Linked DNA regions of Homo sapiens: region 1 is linked to region 2. The links are chromatin loops, found by intact Hi-C in ENCODE. Cell type or tissue: mammary epithelial cell. All regions are shown on one strand. Each heading gives the region's core, and the rest is flanking DNA. Links, peaks and the distances in the headings are about the cores only.

Region 1 (15,904 bases), core at 4,422-12,421, 150 kb after region 2:
GAAAATGGCTTAGACTAAAACCATTTCGTCTCAAACATTTGAATGTTCTCTTACATCCTCCAGGGAGTTTACCTGCCATATTTGGCCTTTAAAAAGCCCACAGCAGACCACAGTGGCCCGCTAACCCCCCATCACCCTGGGCACAGTAAAAGCTGGAGTCTGAGGCGCTGACACAGGGCATGCCCTGACCTGAGGGCTCTGTTCTGTAGAACTCCAGAGGACATCATGCTTTCTTTTCCATAGTTACTCTGAAAAGCAAGCAAAACCGGCACAAACCCTGCTGCTGGGAGTAAGAGGGTCTTCGGAGAGGCTGAGTGAGACTGTGTGCCATTGTATTCACAGTGGCGCATGCACCCACGCCCGCACCAACACCCACACCACACCCATGACCACACCCACACTTAATCTACCTCCACACCCGCGCTTACACCCACCCACACTTACACCCACCCTTACATCTACCTCCACACCCGCGCTTACACCCACGCTTACATCTACCTCCACACCCACACTCACACCCACCCACACTTACACCCACCCACACTTACACCCACCCTTACATCTACCTCCACACTCGCACTTACACCCACACTTAAATCTACCTCCACACCCACACTTACACCCACGTCCACACCCTGGGGCCCCACACTCAGGCAGTCCGCGTCCACGCTTACATCTACCTCCACGCCCACACTTAACACCCACCCACACTTACATCTACCTGCACACCCACGCTTACACCCACGTCCACACCGTGGGGCCCCACACTCATGCAGTCCGCGTCCACACTTACATCTACCTCCACGCCCACACTTACACTCATGCTTACATCTACCTCCACGCCCACACTCACACCCACCCACACTTACACCCACCCTTACATCTACCTCCACGCCCACACCCTGGGGCCCCACACTCACGCAGACTGGAGTGGACCCCGCCACCCCACAGCTCACCTGCAGCAGATCCCCAGCTCTTTCTACCACCCTGAGTCATTGTCTTTAAAATTAAAGGAACCCCAAACCCCTGAGCCCCAGTGCTAACAGAAAATATGTTTAAAATCATAATTGAATACACTTTTCTGTTTGTCTGTTTAAGGATTTAGGAAAACCGTGTATTCCATGTGGGAACAGAAACCTGCTTTTCCCTTCATGTGGTGCAGTGTGCAGTGTCCTAAATGTGTCATATCTTAAATCAATTTGAGGTTTTTAAATAAGAATAGTGTGTGTTCTGGCAGCTTCTGAACTACTGAAGAAGGGATGGGAGAGGCAGCCCAGGCCCCCCGGCGTGAGTCTGGAGGAGAGTGGGTGCCGGGGAGGCCCAGGGCAGCGCCACAGTAACTGGCACAGCTGTGCGGGAGCCTCAGGACCGCTGTTTGGTCTGGGAAGAAAGGCACATGCTTTCTCCCTGGTTATGGCGGGAGTTGCTAGGATGAGAGTAAATGTGTCAAGTCATTTCCCTCTTTGCCCTTTGTTTCTCAGTGCCCTGCAGGAGAGAAATTTAGAAGAGAAGATAAAACAGCACGTCCTCCAAATGCGTGAGCAAAGAAGATTCCATGGCCAGGCCCCACTGGAGGAGATGAGGAAGGCTGCCGAGGATCTGGAAATTGTAAGGATTTCTTGGTTCTGTTTAAAAAAGTGTGGGGTGTTTTTTGTTTTGTTTTGTTTTTGTTTTTTTGAGACAGAGTCTTGTTCTGTCACCCAGGCTGGAGTGCGGTGGCACAATCTCGGCTCCCTGCAGCCTCCACCTCCCAGGTTCAAGCGATTCTCCTGCCTCAGCCTCCCGAGTAGCTGGGACAAGTGTACACCACCATGCCCGGCTAATTTTTGTATTTTTAATAGAGATAGGGTTTTGCCATGTTGGCCAGCCTTGTCTCGAACTCCTGGCCTCAAGTGATCCACCTGCCTTGGCCTCCCAAATTGCTGGGCCACTGTGCACAGCCTAAAACATTGTTTTATTAAAAATAAAGAGAACTCACTGTGCCTCTTCAGAGCATGCGCTCTCTAAAACCGTGGGACTGTGTGGAATGTGTCTTATGAGGTGTAGAAATTCCCAGAATTACAGTTGGTCACATGAGAAGGAAAACATTTCAGCCGAGGGGCTGAGCCCTCAAATGTGCCAGGCCACATGGCGGGCCTTGGCATCTCAGCACTGGGAATCTGATGGCAGGAGTGGCAGCCTGCTGACAGGGACTGGGAACCAGTCCTCTCCACATGTCTGTGGGGTCCTTGCTTGAGGTTTTGCACCCAGCTGATCCAGGCTGTGGGCCCAGGGCTGGGCCATGAGGGGCGTCACTGCAGAGAGGGGTCTGGCTGAGGCCACCGGACCATGGCTGACACGCTCGGTGTCTATGTAGGGAGGCCGATATTCATGGGGATCCAAGGCCTCCTGACCAGGAGCCTCCTAAGCAGAACTGCTCACGGAAGTGGCTCCTATATATTTGGAATGTTAACCATCCTCTCAGCCACCGCCAGTGCTGTTTATTCACTCAGCATACGCTGATGCCCACCTCCTGGTACTTGGAGTATCCTGGGCTGTGGGAGAGACGCAGGAATGAAGGAAAGTGCTTTGCTGCCCGAACTGCTGCCTGGCCAGCCCATCCAGCTGTAGAAGGACACAGCTGCTGTCCCTGGCAGTGAACCTGGATACCCGTGTCCCCACCCTTCCTGCAGCCATAAGGATTCTGGCCTGTCCTCTCAAGCTACCCAAGGCCCCTGGCTGGTGGCCTCTTCCAGGTCAGTGTACCATGCCCGAACACAGGTCAGGCTGGTGCGAGCTGCATCGGGGCTGCCCCCAGAGCACGCAGCACTGTCACGGGGGAGGAAGCAACCCTGGCCTTCCTGTCCCCACACCCCATCTGCAGGCTCCATTCCCACCATTTCCGCTGTTTCCCTCTCTCCTAGAGCCGGAGATGGGAGAGAGGAGGCATGAGGGCAGGATGTGGAGCCACTTCATGGAGACCCCACCCAACCTGACTCGGACCCCACTTCTGAGACTCTTTTCCTCCTCAGCCCAAGGAGTTTGTATCTGCCTTTAGATAAACTCTTATTCTTTCTAAATCCATCGTTTATGAGTATGACCTTGTCCTTGGACACCCAAACCCTGCCTCTTAGGGCTGCAAAACATCTGTGTCTTAACCCATCACTTCACATTAGGGACACAAAAGTCGATTTGGTATTATGAACAACTCTAGCCACAGATTTGATAAATTTAGTGAAATAGATTAATCCCTTGAAAGACAACATCTGCCAAAACTTACAGAAGAAATGAATATGCTTGTATCTATTACAGGAATTCAATCAATAATTAATTACCTTCCAAAACAGAAATCACAGGCCCAGAAGTGTTCACTGGTGAATTCTACCAAACATTTAAGGTTTAAGGAAGAAACTATACCAATTCTCGATAATCTCTTCCAGAAGACAGAAACAGAGAGAAAACTTTTTAGCTCATTCTCTGAGGCCAGCATTACTCTAATACCAAAACCATACAAAGATATTACAAGAAAGGAAAAGTGTAGACCAATATCGCTCATGAATGTAGACGCAAAAATTCTCAACATTCAGAAATCAAATCCAGCAATGTGTAAAAGCAATCACACACCCTAATTCAACGTTCAAAAATCAGCCAATGCAATTCATCACATCAGTAAGCTAAACAAGAAAAATCAGTTGGTTTTATCAATAGATGCAGAAAAAGCATCTGACAAAATATAACACCTATCATGATAAAAACTCTCAGCAAACTAGGATAAGCTGAGAACTTCCTCAACTTGTTAAAGAACATCCAGAAAAGACTTACAGCTAACATTATTCTTAATGGCAAGAAACTAGAAGCTTTTCCACTAAGATCAGGAGCAAGGCAAAGATATTCCCTCTCACTGCTGCTTTTCAGCCTCATGCTGGAACTCTTAGCTAGTTCAAGAAGACAAGAGAAGGAAACAAAAGGTATATAGATTGGGAAACAAGAAATAAAATTGTCTTTATTCTCAGATGACATGATTATGTAGGAAATCCCAAAGAATTGACAAAAATTTCCTGAAACTAATAAGTGATTATAGAAAAGGTTACAGGATACAAGGTTAATATACATAAGTCAGTCACCTTCCTGTGTACCAGCAATTAACTAGTGGAATTTAAGATTAAAACCATAACATTTAAATTAGCACCAAAACAATGGTACTAAGTAAAAATCTAACAAAATGTATACAAAATCTATATGAGGAAAACGACAAAACTTTAATGAAATAACTGAATAAATGGACAGATATTCCATGTTCATGGATAGGAAGACTCAATATTGTTGGTAGTCAGTTCTTCCCAACTTTAGATTTAATGCATTCCCAATCATAATCTCAGCAAATTATTTTGTGAATATTGACAAACTGTTTCTAAAGCATATATGGAGAGGATGAGACCTAGAATATCCAACACAGTATTGATGGAAAAACAAAGTCAGAGGACTGACACCCCCCAACTTGAAGACTCTAAAGCTACAATAACAGTGTGATATTGTCAAAAGAATAGACAAATAGAATAGAGAGCCCCAAAATAGACCCACACAAATATAGTTAACTGAGTTAACTGATATGACAGAGGAGCAAAAGCAACTCAGTGGAGAAAGCGTAGTCTTCAACAGATGGTACTGGAACAACTGCCAAAAACAAAAAAGAATCTAGACATAGACCTCACACCCTCCACAAAAATTAATTCAAAATGGATCATAGACCTAAACGTAACGTGTTACCGTACAACTTTTACAAGATAACATAGGAGAAAACCTAAGTGACCTTGGGTATGGTGATGATGTTTAAATACAACACCAAAAGCAAGATCCATGACAGAAATAATTGATAAGCCGGGCTTCATTACAATCAAAAACTTCTGTTCTATGTAAGACACTGCCAAAAGGATAAGACAGGCCACAGACTGGGAGACAATATTTGGAAAAGATACACCCGATAAAGGAATGTTATCTAAAATATACCGAGAACTCTGAAAAACTCAACAAAAAGGAGCAAACAAGCCAGTTAAAAAATGGGCCAAGAATCTGCAGAGACACCTCATCAAAGAAGATGCATGGATGGCAGATCAGCATGTGAAAAGAAGCTTCACATTGTGTGTCATCAGAAATGCAAGTTAAGGAGATTCACCATCAAAAAATCCAAAACACTCACCACCAAATGCTGGTGAGGACGTGGAGCAACAGGAACACTCATTAATTGTTGGGAATAGAAAATGGTACAGCCACTTGGGAAGACAGCTTGACAGTTTCTTACAAAATTAATCACACTCTCATCATACAATCCAGTAATCACACTCCTTGGTGTTTACCCAAAGGAGATGAAAACTTATGTCTACACCAAAACCTGCACACAGACATAGCAGCTTTTTTCATAATTGCCAAAACTTGGAAGCACCCAAGGTGTCCTTCAGCAGGTGACTGGATAAACTGGAACATCCAGATAGTGGAACGTTGCTTAGCACTGAAAGGAAATGAGCCGTCAGCAATGAGAAGACACGGGGGAGCCGACATGCCAGCATGAAAAGGCCGTACACAGATGGAGATGGTGAAAGGATCATGGTGGCCCGGGTGGGGGTAGTAGGATATTGAGGGGTGAATCAGCAGAACACAAAAGGGTTTTAGGGCAGTAAAACTACTCTTCATGATGCTGTATTGTTGGATCCATGTGATGATGCGTTTGTCTAAACCCCACAGACTGTGCCACCCCACACATGAGCCTGCATGTCGACTGTGGACTCTGAGTGGTGGTAACAGTGTGTCCATGTGCACGCATCGAGTGGACCACTCCAGTGTGGGATGAAGGCTGCTCTAGAAAAATCAAGTCCGGGTTTTTTAAAGTCTGCTTGGAAATCTGAAACCTGAGAGCTGGCTCTTGTGTCCCCCACTGTTCTCCCGTGCTCCCCCGCCCTGGTTACATGCAGAGCAGTGGGGCCATGAGACAAAAGAGAATGACCCAGAAGGACACTGTGGCGGTTGGTCTCAAATGCCTGCCCCAGCCACACCTGTCTCTCCATTGACTTTCGTGCCACCTAGGAGGAAGGCGGTGCCACCCATTTCACAGGTCAGAAAACCCAGACTCACGGAGGTGCCACAACTGGCCCTACGGTGACACTGTAAATGGTGGAGCTTTCAGTCCAACCTGGGTAGGTCTGAATGCAAAGCCAAGGTCCAAATACTGCACTGTCTTCTTGGGGACATGAATTGCCACAGAATTCGCCTTGTGCTTTAATGCCTGTCTCGTGTTTCTCTGTGATTAAAAAAAATTCATGTGAAGTTCCTGATGAAGGGTTCACGTCACCAGCACCGGCTCCTGTCGTGTGCCCAACTCCAAGTTACTGCCAAGATCCAGGGAGGGATGTGCTATGTCACCCTGCCCAGGAGACAGGGACATAAACACCCGCTAACTTCCCATGACAGGCTCCCTGCAGCCCTTGAGCCCAGAGGATGCCCATGAGGTGGGTCCCTTCACTTCAGTCCTGGCTTGGGAGAGCCAGAGGAAGGGGTTTTAAAACTCCCAAGAATGAGCTGGGAAGCAGCTGATCCTGCCCTAGAGGAGGTGAATTGTGTTGAGACAGGTGGTGTTGGCTGTCCACAAGCTCCAGCCATCCTTCTCCTCTGTCCCGCTGCCTCTCACAGAGCGCCGGGCGGGTGGGCCAGGGGAGAGGGGTCCCTGAGACAGACCAGAACAGCATGGCAGGCTCCGTGCCGCCTGATGGCCGCATGTTTAGGAAACGATCTTAATTATGCTTTTTTCTGAAATTTGCCTTCTGAGTACCTGGACCTCCTGTAGGCTCAGTCCATTTCAAATGACCCTCCCTTTTTCTGCTGCCTACACAGGCCCACTAGCAAAAAAGAAAGTACTGTGTTCTTTAGACTCAGTAGGGAACCTATTTGTATAATCCTGGTGAGACGATCATGCCAGCCCTCCCTGCAGGTGAAGTCTCGGGCTTTGCCAGAAGAGTGTGTCTTTCCTTAGAGCAGGTCCTGAGCAAACCCCGCAGCAGCGTTAGAGACGAGTCCTGGCTCCGTGGCTGTGTGGCCCACCAGCCTGCCGTATGGAGGCGGGCACGCATGTGCGTGAGACAGTTGGCATGTCCCAGGCAGAGAACCATCTAAGTTCACACTGCACCTCTAGAAGCAGAGGGTCTCATTCTCCCGGCTTCTTCCCCGGCCCCTCGTGTTTCCTTCAAGGCATCTGCGCAGTGCCGCGCATGGCGTGGCGCTGGCAAGGAGTCCTCGGTGGCATGGCGTGCGTCGGGAGCACCCCCCCATGCACCCGGGAGCCTGGCCTGTGGGAGAAGGGGATGCCAAATGGGGGAAGTAGGAGGGACTGGAGTCCAGCCCATGAGCCAGGAGCTTGCATGTGATTAGAGGACCAGGGTGGACGGGTCAGGGCAGAGAGAGAAGAAAGCCCAGAGGTATGAAAAGGAGATGCTGAAAGCAAACCAGCCAACAGACGTGGCCCTTCCAGGTCAACGCGGCCCATTCTGCACATAGGCTTATCTCTACTCTGCCCAGAAGCCACCAGAATGACAGGAAAGGGAGCAAAAACGACCTTCACTCCTCAGGATGAGGAAATGGAGAGGAGGCTGCCTGCTTGTCAGGAGGCTCCCCCTCCCCAGGGTCTTTCCTGTAATAATAGAGCCCCACGTCTCAGCTGGGCACAGGCTGCCCCACAAATGGCCACGTTTCTCAACCTCCCTTGCAGCCAGACATTGGCCTGTGGCTCTGTTCCGGCCGGCAGGATGTGAGCAGAAGATGAATGTGAACTTCCTGAGCTTTGTCCCCTCCCTTCCTGGCTGGAATGCAAACATGATGGCCGGAGCAGGGGCAGCCACCTCAGCCCTCAGGTGGAGGCCGTGGGCCAGGGCTGCAGAGCCAGTGTGCAGGAGTCTGTCTCTGGTGGGGGTGCTGTCCTCTCAGACACACTGCTCCACCTGGTCTCAGCTGCTGTCGTCTGGGGGCTGGCAGGTGAGCCCTTGTCCTCGCACATATGGAGGCCAGCACGATTTTGCACGAAGGAAGCCCCCTAGTGGTGCAGCATGAAGGGCCTGCCCAGCAAAATGCCAGCAAAGATGCACAGTGATGCAGCCCCAGAGCCTGAAAAGCACAGGAAGACAAAACCAACCAAAGAAGGATGGGAAGTGGGGGTCGGGGTGCGGTGGCTCACGCCTGCAATCCCAGTTGAAAAGCACAGGAAGACAAAACCAACCACAGAAGGATGGGAAGTGGGGGTCGGGGTGCGGTGGCTCACGCCTGCAATCCCAGCTGAAAAGCACAGGAAGACAAAACCAACCACAGAAGGATGGGAAGTGGGGGTCGGGGTGCGGTGACTCACGCCTGCAATCCCAGCACTTTGGGAGGCCAAGGCAGGTGAATCACCTGAGGTCAGGAGTTTGAGACCAACCTGGCCAACCTGGTGAAACCCCGTCTCTACTAAAAATACAAAAAATTAGCCGGGCACAGTGGTGTGCACCTGTAATCCCAGCTACGCAGGAGACAAAGGCCGGAGAATCGCTTGAACCCAGGAGGCAGAGGTTGCAGTGAGCTGAGATGGCACCATCGCACTCCAGCCTGGGCAACAAGAGCGAAACTCCATTTCAAAAAACAAAAAGGAAGCGGAGTCTATACAGGTCACGCCAGGGCCCTGGGTCTGCTTCCCTACTCTGCCCAGCCCACTGACTCCTCCAGCCTACCCAGCAGGAGCCAGGGCTGCCTCTAGATAAGCTGACCAACCAGGCACCACAGTGGTGACAGCAGCCATGTTTGGCCTAAAGAGACCTGCAGAAGGTCAGGTGCACAACCGACCAGGAGGGCTGGCCAGCTCCATGGCGCTGTCTGAGATATCAGCCAACCAAGACAGAAGCCACCTGGGCGTACCCTAGACAGCCCCAGCCTGCACTGAGCAGCCAGCAGCCCACCACCGACACCCCGATCTCAGCCTCGTTCCAGGGCCTCAGTCACGAGAGGTTCCTCAGCTGTTGAGGGAAGCCCCAAGGTGAGGGAGAGGCCAAAGCCAGCCGGCTGGGGAGCGAGCTTCGAATGGATGCGAACATTAGGGGACACTTAAAAATGACAAGCCAGAATTAAAATCCCCCCGTAGGAATAGACAAGTCTGCTGCCATGAAACCCAGCAAGCTGTTGTAGAAAGTGAACACTCAGGTAACCCAGAAGAACTCCCAAGGCAAAGTTTAATATGTGGCAAAAAATTTAAAAAATTAAATTAGTAGATGAATAAATCCCCCAGGAAGGGGAGGTGGGAAACAGATGGGACAAGAGGAAAGGAAGTTAGAGGACGACCTGAGCAGAGCGAAGCATCCGGCAGGTTCCGGCAGGTTCCAGCAGGAGAGACGAGAGCAGACGGAGGGAGAAGGTGCAGGAGGGCTCGTCACAAAGGAACCAACGTGCTTCCTGCTAGAAGGGCCCACACATGCCGGCACCATGGCTCAGCATCCCGAACCAGAGCAGGACGGACCCACGGAGATTCCAGGGAGGGCGGGGGGAGAGGATCACACAGAACCAGGCACTGGGAGGGAGCTGGTCGCGGTGATGGCACTGCCCTCAGCAGGCGCCGGGATTCGGTACTCCCATTGCAAGGTCAGGGGTCAGCACACAATAAGACGTTTTCAGATACGCAAAGACTCAAAATGCTGCTTCCCATCTAGAGAGTCTTTCTCCAGAAGCTACTGTAGAATTTGTTCTATCAAAACAAGGGAGTAGATGCTGAGAGAGGAAGGTAAGAGTTCCAGAAGAAAGGGAGCTGACCCAGAAGCCCCCGGCCGCCCCCTACTGTGAGAGGAGCCTGGCGGGGTCTCCACAGGGAGACCAGGTCAGTCTGAGGACTTGGCCAGTGGAGGAGGATGTCGAGAGAGGTTTACAGTTTGAGAGGATGTAATGACAGATGTAGAAAACAAACATTTTAAAAGGAGGCAGTTATGAATCCCACAGGGAATACAGGTTTCTATGGGAAGCAAAATTCGTTATCAATGACTACTTACTGGGTCAGTAACAAGTAACATTGACCAAGTCGCAGAGCTGAGCCGTGAGTGCTGCTCTAGCCCACAGTTACGATATGGGGGCGGGGGAGGCTGCAGGGGTCTCCGGGGACCTGTTGTGATATGGCTGCATGGTGAGGGGGTGCAGTGGCTCCAGGGACCTGCTGTGATTATGGCTGCATGGTGAGGGGGTGCAGTGGCTCCAGGGACCTGCTGTGATATGGCTGCATGGTGAGGGGGTGCAGTGGCTCCAGGGACCTGCTGTGATTATGTCTGTATGGGGCGGGGAGGCTGCAGGGGTCTCCTGGGACCTGCACTGGAGGTAGTGTCCAACCTGTGCCCCCAGCAAGGCAAGCCGGGGAGGGAGACGGGAGCCGGGTGGCCCAGGGCTCCTGTGCTTGGAGTGGGGGAGGTTGGGACTCTGCAGAGGGCCTGAGGGGCAGGAACGGGAAGATCCCCTCCTCAGTTTATCCACCTGAGGGCCCCCCGCAGTGCCCTCCTCAGCCTCACTTTGTTCTGCCCAGGGGATTGGCCGTGGACCATGAGGTTTGGAACAGAAAGCCTGCCCCTGGTTTCACGCTCAGCAAGTTCCTTCTCCTGTAGGAACCCCTGATCCACAGCTTCTGTGTCTGTGGGGTGGGGGTGGCAATTGTGGCCCCATCTGCTTCCCAGGACAGTTACGGCTCTAAGGTGTGGTCTTGGCTGTGGTGATGCTTGCCAAGACACTGCCCGGGGTGTGGCATCAGCCTTCCCTTTGCCCACAGGACGATGCCCTGAGTCTCTGTTCATCCATTGACCTGTGCAGATGCACAGGACACCTGGGTGGGGCCGTGGGGACACCAGGATGAGTGGCCATGTGTGTGCCTGCAGAGGGTGGTGTCCTCATGAGGTAGAAGGCCTGGGAGCCGGCTGGAAGTAGGCTGCTGGGCCCCATTGCAGGGGGGACCGCGCCGTGATGCGGCTTGCAGGGGCCCCGGGGCAGCGGGGCTGGCTCTGCTGACGCCCACATGGCCTGGGCCCCACGTGGAATCTGAGCCAGAGACGTGGTGACGCCCTAAGTCCTGCCAGCCTTTCTAACATCTCCCCCTCCTTGTCTCCCATAAGGCCACAGAGCTACAGGATGAAGTATTGAAGCTAAAATTGGGATTAACCTTGAACAAAGATCGTCGACGGGCGGCCCTCACTGGAAACCTTTCGCTTGGCCTGCCGGCAGCACAGCCTCAAAATACATTTTTTAACACAAAATATGGAGAATCAGGAAATGTTCGCAGATACCAGTGACACCAGGTGGCTGGACTGATGGAGACGTCTTCAGACAGGAGCCGCTCAGTCTTCTTTCCCGGGCGTCGCCTCCTGTGTGGTGCCGGAAGAGCGCCAGGTTCAGTGTTACCCTGAGGGCTGATTTCGCGCAGCCTGTTGTTTTCCTTAGACAGGTCCACGTCCCTCTCCTGAGGCTGTGGAAGATTTCAGCCGTATTAAAAGAAAGGACACTGTGAGCACGTGGTCTCGCCTTCCCTTCTTCCTGCAGGTTCCCGCCAAGCCATGTGACAGAGTGCTCACACTCAGGCACTTGCCTCTCTCCTGTCCTGGAGCCCTTGTTACAAAAGTACTCACAGCTTTCCTTCACTTAGTTATTTGAGTGTGGGAGAGGAGACCAGGTCACCCGATTCCCGCCAAGCCGGAAGTCCCTGCAGCACCACCTTTGGCTAGGAGGGAGGGGTGACAGCCAAAAAGGGCTTCGGGGGAGTGGTTACCCTGCTCCCTGCCCAGTGACAAGCCCTCCTTTCCCCTGGGGGCCCTCCTTTCCCCTGCTCCCTGCCCAGCTACGGGGCCCTCCTTTCAGCCTTGACCCCTTCCTGGTTGCTACCACTCAGGCTGCCACTCAGTGGACTCCACCCCAGGGACACGGCAGGGTCTGCAGACCTCCCCATGCTAGATCAGCCGTATTTCATGCTCTGTCTGCCCAGGCTGTGTAGATTCTGTGTGACTTAGTCTCTTGTGCTGAGTGTTTGCTTGGATCTTGAAAACATCTTTGGTTTGATTTCTTTAACAGAGGTGAGACTATTCAGACTTTGTTTATTTTTGTGTTAATTTTGGTAAATATGGTTTCAGTGAGTTTCCTCATTTCATCCAAGTTGTGCAATGTATCAGCATAAAGTTCCTCTTATTTTCAGTATCTTTAGGATCCGTAATAATGTCCCCTCTTTTATTCTTGACCTGGTGTTCTTCATCATTCTTGCTATGGATTTATCAATTTTGTTCCTCTTTTCCAAAAGCCCCAGGTTTTGGCTTCACTGGATTTGCTGTTTGTCTTCTGTCTCATGGGTCTCTGCGCCCTGCACTTCGTACTTTCCGAGAGTTTAACTGGTGCTTAGAGAGAAATGCATCACTTCCAAACCCATGTATTAGAGAAGAAGGGCGTGAAATTTATCACCTAAGCTTTCCATTCAGGAAGCTAGAAAAGGTGTCAGTGACCTGTTGCGGCCCAGCGGCTGGAGCAGCAGACGTTTGCCATTTCTCACGCCTGAGGGCAGGCGTTGGAGCAGCTCAGCCGGCGTTGCTGGTCAGGGTCTCCCGTGAGGCTGGAGTCAGCCGTGGGTTGAGCTGCTCTCCTCTGAAGGTTTAACTGGGCTTGGGGCTCAGCTTCCAAGGTGCTCACCTGGTTGTTGATCAGAGAGCGTGTCCGTTGTGATCCCAGTCCTTTGAAACTGTGAAGCCTCGCCCCGCGGCCTGCCGCAGGATATGTTTTGGTAAATGTAGACTGTGCACTTGAGAAGAATGTATTTTGAGTTGTTGGGTACATTGTTTTGTGTGTGTCAGGTGACATTGACTAATCCTGTTGCTCAGAGCTCCTGTACCCTTACTGACTGACTTAAGCCTGGTTTCTCAGTTACTGAGAGAGGCCTGTGAACAGTTCTAGCTATGATCATGAACATGTGTTTTCTTCTTAGTTATGTGAGTTTTTGCTATACGTGTTTTGGGGCTATTTTGTCAGATGCCTACAAATTTAGGATTGTTTTATCTTCCTGTCGAACTGACCTTGTCATTATTATGAACTATTTCTCTTCGCCTCTCCTTTTCACTTCTTGCCTTCTGTGGATTTTGTCTGATACTAATCCAGGCACACTGCTGCTGTTTTGGTCAGCGTTTTCATAATGCATCTTCTTCCCTCCTTCTACTGTACTGGATTTAAAGCGCACCTTATAGAGACATCATATACTCGGGACTCCTTTTCTTTCTCTAGCTGCCAGTTCTGTGTTTCAGTTACAGTGTTTGGCCCTCACATTTAAGGTGCGTGTGCGTACGGCGGATTCCGTGCCCATCTCATGTTTTTATTCCCTTTATTCTTCTTTTGCTGCTTTCTGATAGTGATCAATTTTTTTATTTATATCTCTTGTATTAGAGTTTTAGTAATATCTTTTAATATTATTCTCTTGGGTGTTGCCTTAGAGATTTCATACATGCCCTTGAGTTCATTAGCATTTCCTGAATGAGCCAATGACCCTGAGAAGGTCCCTCCCATCTGCCAGTTCCCTGCCATTGATGCTGTTGCTCTCGTCCGCCTCCCTTCCACAGGTAAGCACGCAAGACACAGGTACCGTGTGCCCCAACGGTGTCTTGACTCGCTGTTCCTAGACATCAGTGTTTGCTTCACTTTACCCATCCCGATGCTCTTCCTTCCTGCAGCTTCATGCTCCAATGAGGGCTGATTTTCATTTAGCTAAATAACTTTTTTTTAAGTATTTCTTTGTATCATGGTTATGCTTTGACTGGCCGTAAGTTCTCTCAGCTTTTGTTTGTCTGAAAATAAATTTAGTTCGCCTTTATTCTGCACAGGACAGAATTCTAGGTGGATGATTTTTGCCATTCCCAGAACTTTAAAGATGGGCTCCACTGTCTTCTGGCTCCCATGTGTTTTGTTAAAAATTCAGTGTTCAGGCCGGGTGCTGTGGCTCACGCCTGTAATCCCAGCACTTTGGGAGGCCGAGGCGAGTGGATCACGAGGTCAGGAGATCGAGACCATCCTGGCTAACACGGTGAAACCCCGTCTCTACTAAAAAATACAAAAAATTAGCCGGGCGTGGTGGCTGTAGTCGCAGCTACTCAGGAGGCTGAGGCGGGAGAATGGCGTGAACCCAGGAGACGGAGCTTGCAGTGAGCCGAGATCGCGCCACTGCACTCCAGCCTGGGCGACAGAGCGAGACTCCGTCTCAAAAAAAAAAAAAAAAGATTCAATGTTCATTGTTATTTGTTGCTCCTTTGAAGGTAATGGGTCTTTTTTCTTTGTCTTAAAATTGTTTCTCCTTATCTTTGGTTTTCAGCAGTCTGTGCTGTGCCTGGATGTAATTTTCTTTTTACGTATTTTTCTTGGAATATACAGAACTCAAATCTGGGAGTTAGCATCTTTCATCAGTTTTGGAAAATTCTTAGCCATTTTTTTTTTTTTTACTATTTTTTCCCCTGTTCTCCCTCTTCTCCCTGAGACTTCAGTTTTGTGTGTGTGTGCACATGTGTGTATGCATTCGTGCGTACGAGTGTGTGCATGTGTGCGCCCGTGTGTATGTGCATATGTGAGTGTGTGTGGCTGTAACCTGCACGTCTCTTCTGTCATGTGTTCTATTTTTCATTCCTCTCTGTACATCAGGCTAGATGCCTCCTGTCTACGTGGTTTTAGATTTACGAATCCTGTCTTCTGTTGTGTCCCACAGAAAAACCCATGAGGTTTTTTAACATTAAAAACAGCAGCTTTATGATAGAGAAAAAAACACAAACATAGACGATTGTACCATTGCACTCAGAAGAAACATCCCAGGCCCTGAGCAGCGTGTCTTTCCTCGGCCGAGTCAGGCTTCCTGGTGAGCCTCAGGGAGTGCATGGTCTCAGATGCCATCCTTCTCTTCTCCAGCATTTCCACTCACCTCCGTGTTCTTGGGGAGTGCGTGGTGTCAGATCCCATCCTGCTCCTCTCCAGAGTTTCCGGTCACCTCCGTGTTCTCAGGGAGTGCGTGGTCTTGGATGCCATCCTGCTCATCTCCAGCATTTCCTCTCACCTCCGTGTTCTCGGGGAGTGCGTGGTGTCAGATCCCATCCTGCTCATCTCCAGCATTTCCTCTCACCTCTGTGTTCTCGGGGAGTGCGTGGTGTCAGATCCCATCCTGCTCCTCTCCAGCATTTCCTCTCACCTCCGTGTTCTCGGGGAGTGCGTGGTGTCAGATCCCATCCTGCTCCTCTCCAGAGTTTCCTCTCACCTCCGTGTTCTCGGGGAGTGCGTGGTCTCAGATCCCATCCTGCTCCTCTCCAGAGTTTCCTCTCACCTCCGTGTTCTCAGGGAGTGCGTGGTCTTGGATGCCATCCTGCTCATCTCCAGCATTTCCTCTCACCTCCGTGTTCTCGGGGAGTGCGTGGTGTCAGATCCCATCCTGCTCCTCTCCAGCATTTCCTCTCACCTCCGAGCTCTCGGGGAGTGCGTGGTCTCAGATCCCATCCTGCTCCTCTCCAGAGTTTCCTCTCACCTCCGTGTTCTCGTTCTCATCTCTGCCGGAATTCCACATCTGCTCGTGCATGCCATCCACCTTTTCCACTAGATCCTTTTACATCATCATTATAATGATTTTTTTTTAATAAGTGTTTTCTTTCAGTTTTAAATTTCAGATGTTGTGTTTTTCAGGTCTAAGGTGTCTGGTAATTTTTTGTGGATGCCGATTCTCTGTTGAAATTCTCCATCTTTTCATTTCCTTTATATCTCTTTTCTTCTTTTTTCTATAATATATTACATTTTTCTAATAAGTTTTTAGTGAGTGTCCAGCATTGTATAAGTTGACCCTTGAACAAGAGTTTGAATTATAAGGGTCCACTTATAAGTGGATTTTTAAAAAAATATATAT
Region 2 (15,904 bases), core at 2,878-10,877:
CCCAAGCTGTGGCAGCTTCCATGTGGTGTTGAGCCCGCAGGTGCACAGAAGTCAAGAATTGAGGTTTGGGAGCCTCTGCCTGCATTTCAGAGGATGTATGGAAACACCTGGATGTCCAGGCAGAAGTTTGTTGCAGGGGTGGGGCCCTCATGGAGAACCTCTGCTAGGGCAATGCAGAAGGGAAATGTGGGGTTGGTGCCCCTATACAAAGTCCCCACTGGGGCACACTGCCTAGTGGAGCTCTGAGAAGAGGGCCACCATCCTCTACACCCCAGAATGGTATATCCACCAACAGCTTGCACCATGCACCTGGAAAAGCCACAGACACTCAATGCCAGCCCACGAAAGCAGCCGGGAGGAAGGCTGTACTCTGCAGAGCCACAAGGGCAGAGCTGCCTAAGACCATGGGAACCCAACTCTTGCATCAGCATGACCTGGATGTGAGAGATAGAGTCAAAGATGTTCATTTTGAAGCTTTAAGATTTGACAGGCCTGCTGGATTTCAGACTTGCATGGGGCCTGTAGCCCCTTTGTTTTGGCCAATTTCTCCCATTTGGAATGGCTGAATTTACCCAGTGCCTGTACCCCTATTGTATCTAGGAAGTCACTTGCTTTTGATTTTACAGACTCATAGGCAGAAGGGACTTACCTTGTCTCAGATGAGACATTGGACTGTGGACTTTTGAGTTAATGCCAAAATAAGACTATGGGGGACTGTTGGGAAGGCATGATTGGTTCTGAAATGTGAGGACATGAGATTTTGGAGGGGCTGGGGCAGAATGATATGGTTTGGCTCTGTCCCCATCCCAATCTCAGCTTGAATTGTGACTCCCACAATTCCCACATGTTGTGGGAGGAACCTGGTGGGAGGTGATTGAATTATGGGGGCGGGTCTTTCCTGTGCTGTTGTCATGATAGTGAATGAGTCTCATGAGATCCGATGGTTTTAAAAACAAAAGTTTCCCTGAACAAGCTCTCTCTTTGCCTGCCGCCATCCATGTAAGATGTGACTTTCTCCTCCTTGCCTTCCACGACTGTGAGGCCTCCCCAGCCATGTGGAACTGTAAATCCATTAAACCTTTTTCCTGTATAAATTACCCAGACTCAGGTATGCCTTTATTAGCAGTGTGAAAATAGACTAATACAGATGGGTCTCACCTTGTTGCCCAGGCTGGTCTCAAACTCCTGGACTCAAGCAGTCCTCTTGCCTCAGCCTCCCTGGTCGCTTTAAATGTGAATGGTCTAAAATACACCAATTAGGTCAGGCACAGTGGCTCACATCTGTAATCCCAGCATTTTGGGAGGCTGAGGTGGGAGGACTCCAAGAGTTTGAGACCAACCTGGACAACATAGTGAGACCCTGTCTCTACAACAAAATTTTTTTCAAATGAGCCAGGTGTGGTGGTGCACACCCACAGTTCCAGCCATTCTGGCAGCTGGGGCAGGGAGGATCACTTGAGCCCAGGAAGTCAAGGCTGAAGTGAGCCTTCATTGCACCACTGCACTCCAGTTTTGGTAATAAAGCAAGACCCTGTCTCTAAAAAAAAATAAAGTAAAATAAATATGCCAATTAAAATATATTGTCAGAGTAGACTAAAAAAAAGACAATAAAAATTTTAAAACATTTGGATAGACATTTCTCTAGACACAATGCCTGATAAAACACCTCAAAAGATGTTCAATATCATCAGAGAAATGCAAACCATAACCACACAATCACTGCACACTAAGATAACTATGATTTTTTAAAAAATAAACCAGACAATAACAGGACTTGGTAAATATATGGAGAAATTAGAACCCTCACACACTGCTGGTAGGGGCATAAAATGGCACACCTGCTGTAGAAAAGGGTAGGTGTTTCCTCCAAACATGAAGCACAGAGTCACATATGACCCAGCGGGTTCATGCCTAGGTATGTGCCCCCCAAAAATAAAAGTACATATCCACACAAAGACTTGTATGTGAATGTTCACAGCAGCATTATTCATGATAATGAAAAATGTTAACAAGTGGAAAGAACAAATACTCATCAACTGATGACTGGATAAAGGAAAGGTGATACATATGTGGAATATTACTCAGCCATCAACAGGAATGAAGCACTGACAGGCTACAACGTGGACGGGCCTCAAAAGCATCCTGCGAAGTGAAAGAAGCCAGCTGCAAAGACCACATAGTGTGTAACTCCACTTCCATGAAACGCCCACAACAGGCAACCCTACAGAGACGGAAAGTAGCTTCGTGGCTGCCAGGGGAGGGGAGAAGAGGGGAATGGGGCATGACTGCTAATAGGTGGGGTCTTTCTCTTACATTACATGAAAAGGTTCTAAAATCAGATTGTGGTGGAGAATGCACAGCCCTGTGACTATATTAAAAACCATGGAATTATATGCTTTACATGGATGCACTGTATATTGCATGGAATGTGAATTATATCAAAATAAAGCTGTTTCCAAAAACCTCTCTCAGCCTCAAGGTTAACAGTGGGACTTTTTTTTTGGAGTGATGCTTTCCTTTCAGAACACCTCCTACCCTCAAGCCAAAACATCTCCACACAACCAACCCAAGACAAAGCCGAGCTCCTCCCGCTCACAGGTGCCTGGCCTTACCTGTTCCCAGCCAGAGCCTCCTGGGAACTCAGCATGGCCAGCTGGGCTCTGCACACTGTCCATCCCTGAGTCTCCCATGAGGGTTCCTAACTCATCCTGGGCCTGTTTCTACACCCCAGAGCCCTGGCTCTGGACATGCTCTGGTAGGGAAAACTTAAACATCCAATGGGGGCAATGCCAAAGAACCCCCAACCCCGAGAACCTTCCAACCATCCTGTGGCTCTCAGCAGTGCCTCACAGTGGCCACCTGGCAGACAGCAGCTCTCCACCAGCAATTCTGCCTGAGGACACCCAGGGCTGCCGGCAGCCGTCCTGGAGGAGGGGCGAGGATGGGAGCCTGACCCACTGGGGGGCCGTGTTCCCCCCAAAATCAGGGCACCCAGGGCATGACCCCACCCCTGCCCCCCACATCATGGTGAGGAGGGGACTGACACCCGTCTTCTGCCCAGGAGCAACACAGGGCCCACCAGGTCTGAGGAGGCTGCACGGGGGCTGAGGCACAAGAGTTTCCCAGGACATCCACCACAGGCTCAGGCAGACTCAGGGGCAAGGGGACCACCGAGGGACCCAGGGTCATCACCGTCACCCTGACATCAACACACAACCATAGCTACTCCTTGGTGAATATCAGCCACATCCTGGTGGTATGGGCCAAACTGTGTCCCCAAAAATGACACACTCAAATTCTAATCCTGGGTACCTGTGAATGTGACCTCATTTGGAAGTGAGGTCTTTGCAGATATCATCAAGATAAGATGGGGCCATACTGGATCAGGGTGGGCCCTAAATCCAATGCCTGGTGTCCTTATGAGAAGAGGGGAGGAGATGGAGACGCACACACAGGCCGACCCCACGCGGCAGCGAAGCAGGGGCTGGGGGGATGCGTCTAGGCCAAGGCAGCCTCTACCGGAGGGTAGAGGGGCAAGGACTGGTTTTCCTCCCCGGAGAGCCTTCAGAGGGGGCACGGCTTTGCTGACATCTTAACTTTGGACTCAGGCCTCCAAGCCATGAGACAACACATTTCTTTTTAAATCTGCTGATTAAAAGGGAGCCTGTTGATGCTCTATTGTGAATATCACATTCACATGGAACACGAACCACGTCCACATTGGGAACACCACGTCCTCACATAGCAGAGGATCAAAGACTCAAAAGAGGACTAAAGTCACCCTTCTACAACAGCATTAACCCCATCCATGCTGGAAGAACCTACGTGGCCCCATCAGCCCCCAAAAGTCCCATCTCTACCACCATCACAATAGGAAGCAAATTCCAACACGAGTTTTAAGGGAAACATTTCAACCACAGCACCTGTCAAATCCCTGATGAGACCACGACCTCAGACAATATTAGCTCACACTCTGGGGAGACCCAGAAGCAGGAAACAGAGCTGCACCTGACAAGGCCACGACCTCAATGTTAGCTCACATTCTGGTGAGACCCCGAAGCAGGGAACAGAGCTGCACCATGCCTGGACTTCCGATTTACAGAAACTGAGATCATCACATAACTGCCCAAGGGGTTCACCTTACCCGCTGCCTAGACAGCCAATTATCAAGACAGGGGAGCTGCAGGAGACAGAGTAGTTCACGCACAGCCGGCTGTGAAGGAGACCATTTCATTACGACTCAGATCCATCTCAGAGAGACGCATTGCTGTTCTTCAACCACCTGATTCGTGGTCACCTGTCCTGGCAGCCCCAGAATACCAGCATGCCTGAGTGAGCATGAGGGCTTCACGTGGCCGTCCCCGCACACACAACCAAAGCCGGCACACCTGGGCGAGTGTGAGGGCTTCACGTGGCTGTCCCGGCACACACACCTGATGCTGACGCACCTGGGCTAGTCTGAGGGCTTCACGTGGCCATCCCCACACACACAACTGATGCTGACGCACCTGGGCGAGTGTGAGGGCTTCACATGGCCGTCCCCACACACACAACTGATGCTGACGCACCTGGGCGAGTGTGAGGGCTTCACATGGCCGTCCCTGCACACACAACCAAAGCCAGCACACCTGGGCTAGTCTGAGGGCTTCACGTGGCCATCCCTGCACACACTCACAACTGACATCAACGCACCTGGGTGAGTGTGAGGGCTTCACGTGGCCATCCCTGCACACACAACTAATATCAACGCACCTGGGCAAGTGTGAGGGCTTCACGTGGCCATCCCCGCACACACAACTGACACCGATACACCTGGGTGAGTGTGAGGGCTTCAGATGGCCGTCCCCCCACACACAACTGATGTCGACACACCTGGGTGAGTGTGAGGGCTTCACATGGCCGTCCCCACACACACAACTGATGCTGACGCACCTGGGCGAGTGTGAGGGCTTCACATGGCCGTCCCTGCACACACAACCAAAGCCAGCACACCTGGGCGAGTCTGAGGGCTTCATGTGGCCATCCCTGCACACACTCACAACTGACATCAACGCACCTGGGTGAGTGTGAGGGCTTCACGTGGCCATCCCTGCACACACAACTAATATCAACGCACCTGGGCAAGTGTGAGGGCTTCACGTGGCCATCCCCACACACACAACTGACACCGACACACCTGGGCTAGTCTGAGGGCTTCACATGGCTGTCCCTGCACACACAACTGACATCAACGCACCTGGGTGAGTGTGAGGGCTTCACATGGCCATCCCTGCACACACAACATCAACGCACCTGGGCGAGTGTGAGGGCTTCACATGGCCGTCCCCACACACACACCTGATGCTGACGCACCTGGGCGAGTGTGAGGGCTTCATGTGGCCATCCCTGCACACACAACCAAAGCCAGCACACCTGGGCGAGTGTGAGGGCTTCACATGGCCGTCCCCACACACACAACTGATGCCGACGCACCTGGGTGAGTGTGAGGGCTTCACATGGCTGTCCCGGCACACATACCTGATGCTGACGCACCTGGGCGAGTGTGAGGGCTTCACATAGCCGTCCCCGCACACACAACCAACACCAGCACACCTGGGCAAGCACGAAGGCTTCACATGGCCATCCCCGTGCACTCATAACCCCAGCCCTGGTTGTCCCTGCCCACCTGCTTCATAAGGAGCGAGGTGGGGGCTGGGAAAGGCAGAAGGGAGGTCTCTGGCCTTCTCAGGACTTCAGGAAACGGTCTGCTGGACTTCCGAGACGTGTGCGCTGCCAGGGGTCCCCACACGCCTTGCTCGGTGGTAGAGAGGAGCCCCAAGCCCAGCCCGCCGCCGCGCCCTGAGCCTGCCCTGGCACTCACGGACTGGGAGCTGTCCCTGCTGTTGTCCCGGGACTTGTTCTTGGCCAGACGCTTCTTCTTCTTGTGCAGGGGCCTGGACTCCAGGATCATCTCCTCCAGCTCAAAGGTGGGGTCGCAGTGCAGACGGCCTTTCTACAGAGGGATGGGTGCTGAGCCCCGGCCCGTGGAGGACGCCACATCCATCCCCAGGGCCCCCCACCTGAGCCGCCCACAGGCTTACGTTGGGCACGAAGCCCGGCTCCACCCTCTTCTCGCTCAGGTGGTCCCACAGCACGCCGGCCAGCGCCGGGGCTGCCTGCACGTCCTGGAGGCTGGAGAGCCGGTGCTCGGGGTTCACAGTGAGGAGCTGCAACCAGGCATGAGTCAGAGGGTCCAGGGCCCACAGCCCACCAGCACGGAATAGCCCGCCACCCCCAGGCCAGGGCACCTTGAGGAGGGTCCCACCAAGCCTGAGGTTCAGAATTCAGGAACCTCAGGGCCACGCGAGGAAGGGTGGTGCCGACGGCCGACATCAGGCAAAGCACCGTGGCTGGCTCAGCATGTGGCCCAAGGGACGCCTGTTCTCAGTGCTGCTACCTAAACCCCTGGCGCCAGAGGACAGCAGAGGGATCTGCAGGGAAGGCTCTGCTGGGATTTGCCAGGAGGTGGCAGCCGAGGCCCGGCTAGCGGCTAACACTCGGCACATGGCTGGCCTCACAGTAACTATCCCAGAGCCACTTCCTTCACCGAATCATGGGACCTCCACAGGCCAGATGAGCCCGGGGCAGCCATGCATGGCCTGGGAAGCAACATCCCAGCGCTGGCACCTCCCGCCTTTCCAGGGAAAATGCCGCAGACCCAGACCCCGTGCGAGGTTTCCCAGACCTGGGCTTGGGCGTGTGGGTCATCCCCAGTCCCCACGCAGGCCCTCTCTAGCCCAGTGCCACCTTGTGAGCCACCTGGGCAGGTGTGACTGAGCTTCGTGGGGCTACAGCAGAGTTAAGAGACTCTCGGGGCTGGGGAGAGGCCCCGGCAGGCAAGGCCTCCCCAAGGATTTAGGCTGCTTGGCTACAATTCCAGGGCAGGAGGCCCCACCTGCCTGAGACACGGGGGCCGGGAGGCAGCCGGGCCCGTGTGGCACACTCACTCCCCTCCCTGTCCTGCCTGGGCCTGGCTCTGACTCCGAACCCCCTATGGTGTTAATGCGAGGCTCGGAACAGGGAGCTGTGCAGCCCAGTCAAGGCACAGCCCCAGCCTAGCACCAGATCACAAATGGGAGGCACTACTGATGGCCACACCCCTGCCCGTGTCCCTGCCAGGCTGATGTCCCCTGAGAGGTGTTTGCAGTGGGCAGTGGCTGCCCACCTTCCCCAGGAGGCACTGGGGCAAAGGGTCCCGGAGATAGCATGGGCTTGAACCCACCCACCCGACACCCTCCTTCCAATACGTGGGACAAGGGGACGTGGCTCAGGGCTCCTCTGTGGTGACCGGCAGGGCGGGCGCACAAGCCTGCTGTGAGGGTGCCTGGAGACGCAGCTCAGGGGATCACCAGGACACCAGTGACCTGGTAGGGCTCGCCATGAGAGGGCCACAGAGCCTGCCACCAGCTCGCTTCCTGGGGCTTGGGGCTGCCATCTGCGGAGGCCCCCACAGGTTGCAGTGAAGGGATCTGTGCCTGCCAGGAAGCGGCACTAACTGTGCACTGGAGGGGGTGTCCCGAGCCGCAGGTAAGTGAGGGAGGGAGGTGGGTGCTCGGAGGGTGAGGAGGCTCAGGGATGGGGGCTCACCTTCCGCAGCAAGGCCACCATCTCCTTGGACCACGTGGGGACATACTGGACGCTCACGGTGCTGAACAGCTGCACCAGGGACTCCACGGCGTTGCTGGAGTGGATGTCATAGGGCCTCTGGAGACAGGGAGGCAGTGCTGGGCAGGTCCTCCTGGCCCCCAGGACACCCAGAACAATGCCAGACACAGGTGCCATCGCCCTGAGAGGACCCCCTCCCCCCACCCCAAGTGCAGGCACAGCTCTGAGCACAGCCTGGCCTCCACCTGCCGCGGAGGAGCCTGGGTGAGATAAAGCTTACGCCTGGGTCCTGCGCCCTGGCTGCTGCGCCCATCTGGCTGGGATCCCAGGGGGCCTGGGTCCAGGTAGATCAGCCCCAGAGGGCCAGGAGGGAGCTGGCTTCCTCAGAGGTGGGGTCCTGTGCAGGGCTGAGGGGTACGGTCCACAAGAGGACCCCCAGCCTCCCGGTCTCCAGGACTGGCCTCGCCGTGGCCACAAGGGTAAGAGCACAGGGCCCCAAAAGAAACTTTTTGTGGAAAGTTCCGAGGCAGCACCCCTGCTGGCCAGTTCTCAGCCTTGTCCACCCCCACAGAGGCTGGCCTGCAGGCACCAGCAGCGGCCCCGGGAAACCACAGTGAGTCTGTCCTTCCTCCTCCTGCTCAGGCATTCCATCACCAACTACACACTTCGATAAAAGCGTGACTCCTCAGACACAGTGGAGACATCCCTGCGCACCTGGACACTGGGGCAGCCACCCCCTCCCCAGCACTGGTGGGGGCAGAGAGCAGGGGCCTGGCAGCCAAGCCCAGGGGCTGCAGGGGGTCCATACCCATCCTCGCAGCAGCTCATAGGCCATCACCCCCACCGACCACCAGTCCACCTCGAAGGAGTAGCCGGTCCCGCCGTTGACAAAAGAGTGGAAGATCTCCGGAGCTTTCCGACAGAAAGAAGGAAAAACAGCTGCCACGGGGTCACAGCCCGGACCCGTGGGCACAGGGCCGGCACCTTGAGGCCACATCCCGAGACCAGGCTGCCTCCAGGGTGGGACAGAGAAGCCACCGAGGTCTTGTCCTTCCCACCTGGAGGAAGCCAGCTCCCATCTGGAACCCCAGCTCGGGCTCACCCATGTACGGCTTGGTGCCTGCTAATGCCGTCGCCCGCTCCCCGTCCTTGATGATGGTGGCAATGTTGAAGTCGGTCAGGTGTGCATGTCCTGTGCAGAGAGGGGTCAGGTGTGGCTGTCCCAGGACCAGAGATGCATCCTTGCGTGCAGGATCCTCCTCCCCTGACAGGCCCATCCCTGCCACCACCCACCTGGGCTGCCCACACCCAACCCCACACACCTCTCTCATCCAGGAGAATGTTGTCAGGCTTGACATCTCTAGAAAGAGCAGAAAGTGGGAAGGTGAGTTGGGAATCTGCCCTGTTTCTGCCCTGGAATCTCTGTCACAATCCCTGGAGTCCCCAGGACATCCCACCAACCCACTCGAGGCAGAGGCCTGGGAGCTTGACTTGGTCCTTGGATGATGCTAGGACCTCACACCCCTGCGTGGGGGCAGAGGCGATGAAGTCAGCCACTTCGTTCCCTGTGGCATCTGGGCAGCAGCACACACCTGGCACCAGATGCTGGGAGGGGGCCTGGAGCCCCAGAGGACGAGAGCAATTGCTGGCAGGGTCTGCCCTCCCCCTCCAAGACTCGGCCTCTAGGAGACCAAGCCACCTCGGCTCTTGCTTTGTCCCAACTTTTCCAGGTACACAGCCAGTGCTCAGTGACTGGTGCCTAGGTCATAATCAGACATCCGAGTCCCCAAGAGCAGAAATGCAAACACCAGTCCATTCGACTTTAAAATATACCTCACAGATATTTTCATTTTGTTCCATTGCTGCGGAATTTCAGCCTAATTTCTGCTTCCCAATTTCACTTCCTTCATAATCTGCTTCCTATTTTCTTTTTTTAAATTTTATTTTCAGAGCCATCACACCAGCTCTGCTTCCTAATTTCATCTGCTTTAAGCTAATGTTAAAATTAGTTTGGATTCCCTGGGATGTGGTGGATGGGCAAACAGGAGCCTTCAGTTAAATGGACCAGGTGAAGGCCACCTGCTGTGACCCAGCCTGGTGGTCTGTCCACCAGGGCTAACAGCCCACTGTGCCCAGTCTCAGCTGGGGCTGCTGGGACGAGGTCCCCCCAGATGGACACCAGGCACACAGCTATGGGGCTGACCTGGTCGGCACAGGTGCCACAGCTGGGGGCAGGCACTCAGGCAAGGGTGGGGCAGAGGAGCTAGACCCGCTCTGAGGGAGTACGGCCGCCGTGCCGGCAGCCTGACCTAAGGCTGCTTCAGCCCCGCCCACCTCAGCAGGTACCTGCGCCGTCTGCCACGCACACACCTGTGGATGATGTGCTGGCCGCGCAGGTAGTCCAGAGCCAGTGCCATCTCGCAGATGTACAGCCTCACCGTGTCCTCGGAGAACTGCACGTTCTGCTGCAGGTGGTAGCGCAGGTCCCCGCCCAGTAGCAGGTCCACGACCATGAACATGTCCTCCTCGTCCTGGAAGGAGTACCTGTGGGCACCGATGGAAGGCCTGTTGTGCGCACAGCTGGGGAGCCAGTCATGGCTGCTCCCACAGCTGACACACTCCCCCTAAGGACCACAGCCCCACCCCAGCATCAGCCACCAGGCATTCCCAGGAGGAGGGGCCTGCCCAAGGCACTGATTGCACCCCAGCCCAGAGCAGCTCTGAGCCCAGATCCTGAGGAAAGACACACCACCCTGTGCTGGAGGTGGCCCAGCTGGGGCCAGAGGCACCTGGGAGTGGCAAATGCAGAGCAGAGCTACAGTGCCAGCTCCGGGTGCTTCAGGCTGCCCGGCCTCCTCTTCGGTAAAATGGGGATACAGACATTTGCCTCGGAGGGTTGTTACAGAAAATGAGGCCGTGTAGGTACCACTCTTGACAGTGTTGGGCAAAGAGCTGGCATTTAACAACCAGCATCCATGGTGTTGACGATGGCAGTGATGGTGGTGGTGGTGACGGTGATGGTGAGGATGACGGTAGTGAGGACTGAGGGTGGTGGTGATGGTGATAACAGTGATTGTGGTCGTGGTGGTGGTGGTAATGGTGGTGACAATAGTGATTGTGTTGATTATAGTGATGACGGTGATGAGAGTGATGATGGTTGCAGTGGTGATGGTGGTGGTGATGGCGATGATGGTGGTGATGGTGATGGTGATGACAGTGGTGAGTTTTTCAGTCCCTAAACTCTCTCCCTCTCTGACTAGTGCCAGAGACTCCATGGGAGCACATCTCCATTGTAGGGAAGCCCTGGTCTTCCGGCAGGCTCAGAAGAGACACTGCATTAACCAACCCCAGCATGTCATGGCCACCTGGGCCACTGCCAGGCCTGGGGCACAGGAAGGGGGATAGATGAGGAGGGCTAGAGAGGGCCTGTGGGTGGCAGAGGCATCTCCGAGGCACGAGGGCCAAGGAGCACCAAGGGCAGGAGAGGATAGCCAGTGCCTTCCCGGCTTCAGGACGGTAAGTCTTTCTGCAGCGAGGCCATGGCAGGCTCACCAGAGGTTCACCAGGAAGACGTGCTCGATCTCCTGCAGGATCTCCAGCTCCCGGAAGACGTTGCGGACCTCGTCGCGCTCGATGCACTGCTGCTTGTTCATGTACTTCATGGCGTACATCTTCTCCGTGTCCCGCTTCTGCACAATGCACACCTGGAGGGCACAGGGCTGTTCGGCAGGACGCCTGAGGACGCCTGGGGACACGTGGGGACACCTGGAAATGCATGGGGATGCCTGGGGACGCATCGTCAGGACACAAGGGGACACCTGGGGACGCGCCGCAGCCCCTCTGCCTCCTAGACGCGGCAGGTGCATTCCTCTCTGCCACATATGGTAACATATTTGCTCTGGGGATTAAGATGTGGGTGTTTTGGAGGCCGTGATTCTGCCCCCCAGAGGTTCCTGTACTGGTTAGTGTGTGGCCCTGGCGGCACCTGTCTCAGTGACATCCTGGCTCCATGGCTGTTAGTGAAGACCCCTCCCTGAGACTCAGTCCTGCGTTTCAAGTCTGCAGCAGGACACATCTGTCAACAGGCGCTATCTGCAAACAGACAGGGTCCAGCCTAACAGCATCCAGGCGTGAGTTGGAGCCAAGCAGTGGCTGGTTGTGCGGGGAGCGCCCCTCACCAGCCACGACCTGGGCATGGAGTTTTGCCTTCCTAAACCCCAACATCCTTTTCCAGGGCTTGGAGCAGCAAGCAGCCCGGAGGGGTACTGGGGAATGAATGCGAAAACCCACTGAGCACAGAGCCCTGCGCTCAGGAAGCCTCATCAACCATGGCTGCAGCTTCACCCTGGACGCACATCACTCCACACTCCAGAGACCGACTCCCGTCTCAACACCGTGAGGCCAAGGCCCCTCACCCTGTCCTGCAAGGAGACACACAGAGTGAGCGTGGGGCTTGGGGGCCACCGCTGCCACCACAGTGGGACCCCCTCCGGGGCGCCAGTCCCCACATAGCTCTTCAGGCCTGTACCCTCTGAGCATGGATCATCGGTGTCAACACTGATGCCGCAAACACACGGCTAATTGCTTAGCAGTGAGGATGAGAGTGAGGTGACGGGTGAGAAGCATCAATGAGCAGGGGGGTCCCTTGTGGCCAAGGATGTCAATCAGAATTGAGGATGAAGATCCCCAAAGGGAAGCCAGGAATTAAGGCACAAAATTGTGAGCAGCAGAGCTAACCCCTGTCTGACACTCAGGTTGGGAGAGACCTTCCCAGGACAGGTAATCCAGACCCGTTTCCAAGGCCTTCCACAACCTCTGCTCTCTGGTCCTCAAGGAGTTGGAGCCCAGCAGGGGGCCTGGAGGAAATGGATGATTCTGGATCTCAAGGTGGGCCACAGATGGCCCTGGGCTCCTGGCTGCATGCCCGGAAAGCGTGGTGGCACACACCCGTAGTCCCAGCTACTCAGGAGACTGAGAAGGGAGGATTGCTTGAGCCTGAGAGGTTGAGGCTGCAGTGAGCCACGACTGTACCACTGAACTCAGCCTGGGTGACAGGGCGAGACCCTGTCTCTAAAAAAATTAAGTCAGATGATTAACAACCTTAATTCAATCTGCAATCTTCATTCCTCTCTGCCACGAATGGTAACATGTTTGTTCTGGGATTTGGATGTGGGTGTTTTGGAGGCCATGATTCTGCCCCCAGAGGTTCCTGTACTGGTTAGTGTGTGGCCCTGGAGGCACCTGTCTCAGTCACATCCTGGCTCCGGGGCCCTTACTGGAGACCCCTCCCTGAGACTCAGTCCTTTTGTGAAGCAAAGCGGTGACCCTCCCTCCCGCAAGGGGCCACTGGGAGTCACACTGTGCACAGAGCACCGGGCTGGCCCAAACTAAGAAAGCATGTCTGATGGTGCCAAGCGGTGGCCTGGGTGGATCCGGCTGCAGCACTGTGGTGCGGGAGACAGTGGCTTGGCCTGGCACCATGGGCTCTAAGTATGGCCTCTCCAGGAAGCTGACAACAGGCGTGGCCTCAGCACCTCCCTGCCCGGTGGGAGGGGAAAGCTGAGCCTGAAGGGACAGGAAGAGCCTTGTGTTGGGGGCTGCCCAGAGGCGCGTGTGCTGATGGGGGCTCCTGAACACGCGGCCACACCTGCTGAGGAGCGGGGGCAGCTGCAGGCAGCCCGAGAACAGACGGAGACTAAGCTTGAACGAGGCCGCCTTGGGAGGGCGGGGCGGGGCGGGATTTCTCCTGAACTTCCTGCATTTCCTATGACCATTTTTTAAATTGTTATTTTGAAAGCCAGTTGAGGGTTTCAGAATGACAGTGAGCGTAAGCTGCAGCAGCCCCTGGCTGCCCCTGGCAGGACCCCCTCCTGCCGCTTCCCACTGCCAACGGGGCAGAGTCGCGTGGCTCGGCAGCACGGCCTTCCTCCCATGCACACGGCCGCAGGAGGCCGAGGAGTCCCGTGCCCGGGATGGAAGCCCCAGCCTCACTCTGCACAGGCGCAGAAGCAACGGTGCTTTCCTGCGCCAGCCCCAGCACCCGCGGCCTCCTGCAGACGGTCACTGCAGGCTCAAGGCGGCCACTGCAGGTCTGGAAACTGCTCCAGAAAGGCTGTTTGTTGCCCTGGGGCTGGGACCAGACAGGCTGTGAGACAAATATGGTGGAAAATCCGGCCCTCACCCTCTGCCCCTCAGGAGCCTGGCTTGGGGCCACTGGCTGGGGCCAGGGCTCTTGCTGCTGGGGGGGAAGCTGGCGGGGGGGGGGGGGCTGCAGAGCCCACCTCTGCCTGGAGCGGCGCCAGCACCCGCAGCCCAAGGCCGTCTTCAGCCGGTCCCAAGCCTCAGGCTTTCTGTCGCTTGTGCACCACCCCAGAAAGCTGCCTGCCCAGGCGACCCAACCCTCTCCAGGCTCCCTCTGCCCCTCCTGCTCACGATGCAGCTCAGCTCTTACGGGGGAATCTCTGGAAGAACACGCCTTCCCTTGGGGTGCTCAACCCCCACAGCCCACTCACCAGGGGACAGGGCACCTGGGCTTCCCGTGCCCTCTGGGCCCTGTCACATGTGCGGCGGACACAGACCGGGTGTCTACTCCAGACAGGACCTCACCCTCCTGCCAGACAGGCTCACCCAGGACCACCCGCTTTCCCAAGCATGTGGCCTGGGCTCCATCTGGGACCAGCCCCTTGGCCCTGTGACCCAAGCCTGCTCTCCCCGTCACACGCATCCCATCACCCACAGCCAGGGAGCAGGGACAGAAGAGCCACCTCGAGACAGGGCCTGGCCTCGCACACCCACGGCTCTGCTGTCCACCAGAACAAAGCAGCAGATCCACTTGCCTCCAGCCTGTTACCCCACCTGGGAAACAAACTGCCTGGATGGTGGAGCCATCAGCCACAGTCCAAGCCCCTGGCCTGGCCCTGTGGGAGGAGCTGCCCTGAGGAGCAAGGGGAGGCAGGGTTACACTCAGGTCTCCCGAGTCTTTGGGCTCTGTGTCCTGGAACATTCTCAGCTCAACTGCAGTTCAAGAAAAGCTTGCAAGTCTTCCTATATGCCAGCCCCATGCAAGGTACTGGCAGTGCAGGGTGAGTGGCCATGGTGCCTCCCTGGAGACCCTGGTGGAAACGCCTCGATCCCTCACAGCAGGCCCGAGTGCGTCCCCAAAAGACACAGCCACCAGGAGCCTCGGAATGTGGCCTTATTCGGAATAAAGGTCTCTGAAGATGTAATTAAGTTGAGGATCTGGAGGTCCTGAATTGGGATGGGCCCTAAAGCCAATGATAGACACCCTGATAAAAGACAGAAAAGAGAAGATGACGCAGGCATGGGGGCGAGGGAGTGTGAAGGTGGAGCAGAGGCAGTGATGTGAAGATGCCAGCCTGGGAATGGAGTGACATGGCGGCAAGCTGAGGACACCACGAGTGGCCAGCAGCCACCAGACGCCGGGAGAAGGCACAGCGGGTCCTCCCACGGAGCCGCCCAGAGGGCCCACCCTGCCAGGTCTCAGGCTTCCCATCTCCAGGACTACAAGAGAAACTTCTGTTGTTTGCAGACACTGAGCTACGGAACTTGGTTGTGGCGGGAAACTCGCTTTCTCCACGCCTCCTGTGTCTCTGCATCCCTGATAACACCCTGCAGACTCTGAGCACCTGCGGCCACGCCTGCAGGCAGCAGCCTCACCTGCGCTCACGCTGCGCCCTCACCGGAGCACCTGCCAACCCAGCAGCCCACTTCCCCTAATCTCCTTCACCATTTTCTGACCCAGGCCAGCAGGTGGGGAGCCTGTCCTGCCCCTTATCACTAGGACCCGCCCTCTGAGGCCTGGACTGTCAGGCACGTTGAAGGTGGTTTGGGGTGGTGTGGGGTTTTCCGTTGAAATGGATTTGATTAAGTCAATCACATCAAAGTGCTCTTAGGTGAAGACAACAGAGAAGAGGGCGGGTCCGGCAGGCTCCCTCGGGCCCCTGATGCAGGAGGCTCCAACGAGCGGTGGCGTAAAGCCCTGGGTTTGGTGCAGTCTCTGTCTGGAGGGACCTCAGCACCCGAGATCACGCAGAGCAGTGTTTACAAAAAAGACTGGAAACCGGCGGCCTTTTATGACCAGGCCTGGGGGGCTGAGGGCAGGCAGGTCCGACTCAAACGCTTCCTCCAGGAAACTGGTCCCTGCTTTCCCAGCCGCTTCCTCCAATCACCAACTTAAGCCCAAAGAGAAAATGGAGTTTGAGGTCTCACCACAAAGAGGAACAAGCCAACCCCGGGCTCC

Evidence for each region. A loop is a pair of places that touch in the nucleus more often than their neighbours do. Peaks named below come from ENCODE experiments on the same cell type or tissue, not always from the same donor. Only the 100,000 strongest peaks of a DNase experiment are listed, where the experiment ranks them.
Region 1: it touches region 2 in a loop (6-fold over the local background); 4 of 110 quality-filtered maps call a loop at or near these places.

The regions. Positions count from the first base shown.
Region 1 is chr10:132,363,943-132,379,846 of GRCh38, forward strand. LRRC27 (leucine rich repeat containing 27) reads left to right here. Exons shown (of 11, transcript NM_030626.3): 10 at 1,482-1,608; 11 at 11,124-15,904. The coding sequence ends at 11,300. Among named protein-coding and RNA genes, the nearest start is that of PWWP2B, 25 kb to the right of the region's middle. In mammary epithelial cell, for the core only: a CTCF peak has its summit at 8,086 (motif pointing left); no DNase peak of the experiment used is centred there.
Region 2 is chr10:132,216,781-132,232,684 of GRCh38, forward strand. STK32C (serine/threonine kinase 32C) reads right to left here. Exons shown (of 12, transcript NM_173575.4): 3 at 11,197-11,348; 4 at 10,015-10,188; 5 at 8,967-9,004; 6 at 8,747-8,836; 7 at 8,453-8,556; 8 at 7,627-7,743; 9 at 6,081-6,206; 10 at 5,861-5,992. Among named protein-coding and RNA genes, the nearest start is that of DPYSL4, 38 kb to the left of the region's middle. RefSeq lists an enhancer at 13,473-13,552. In mammary epithelial cell, for the core only: a CTCF peak has its summit at 6,487 (motif pointing right); a DNase peak (open chromatin) is centred at 6,511.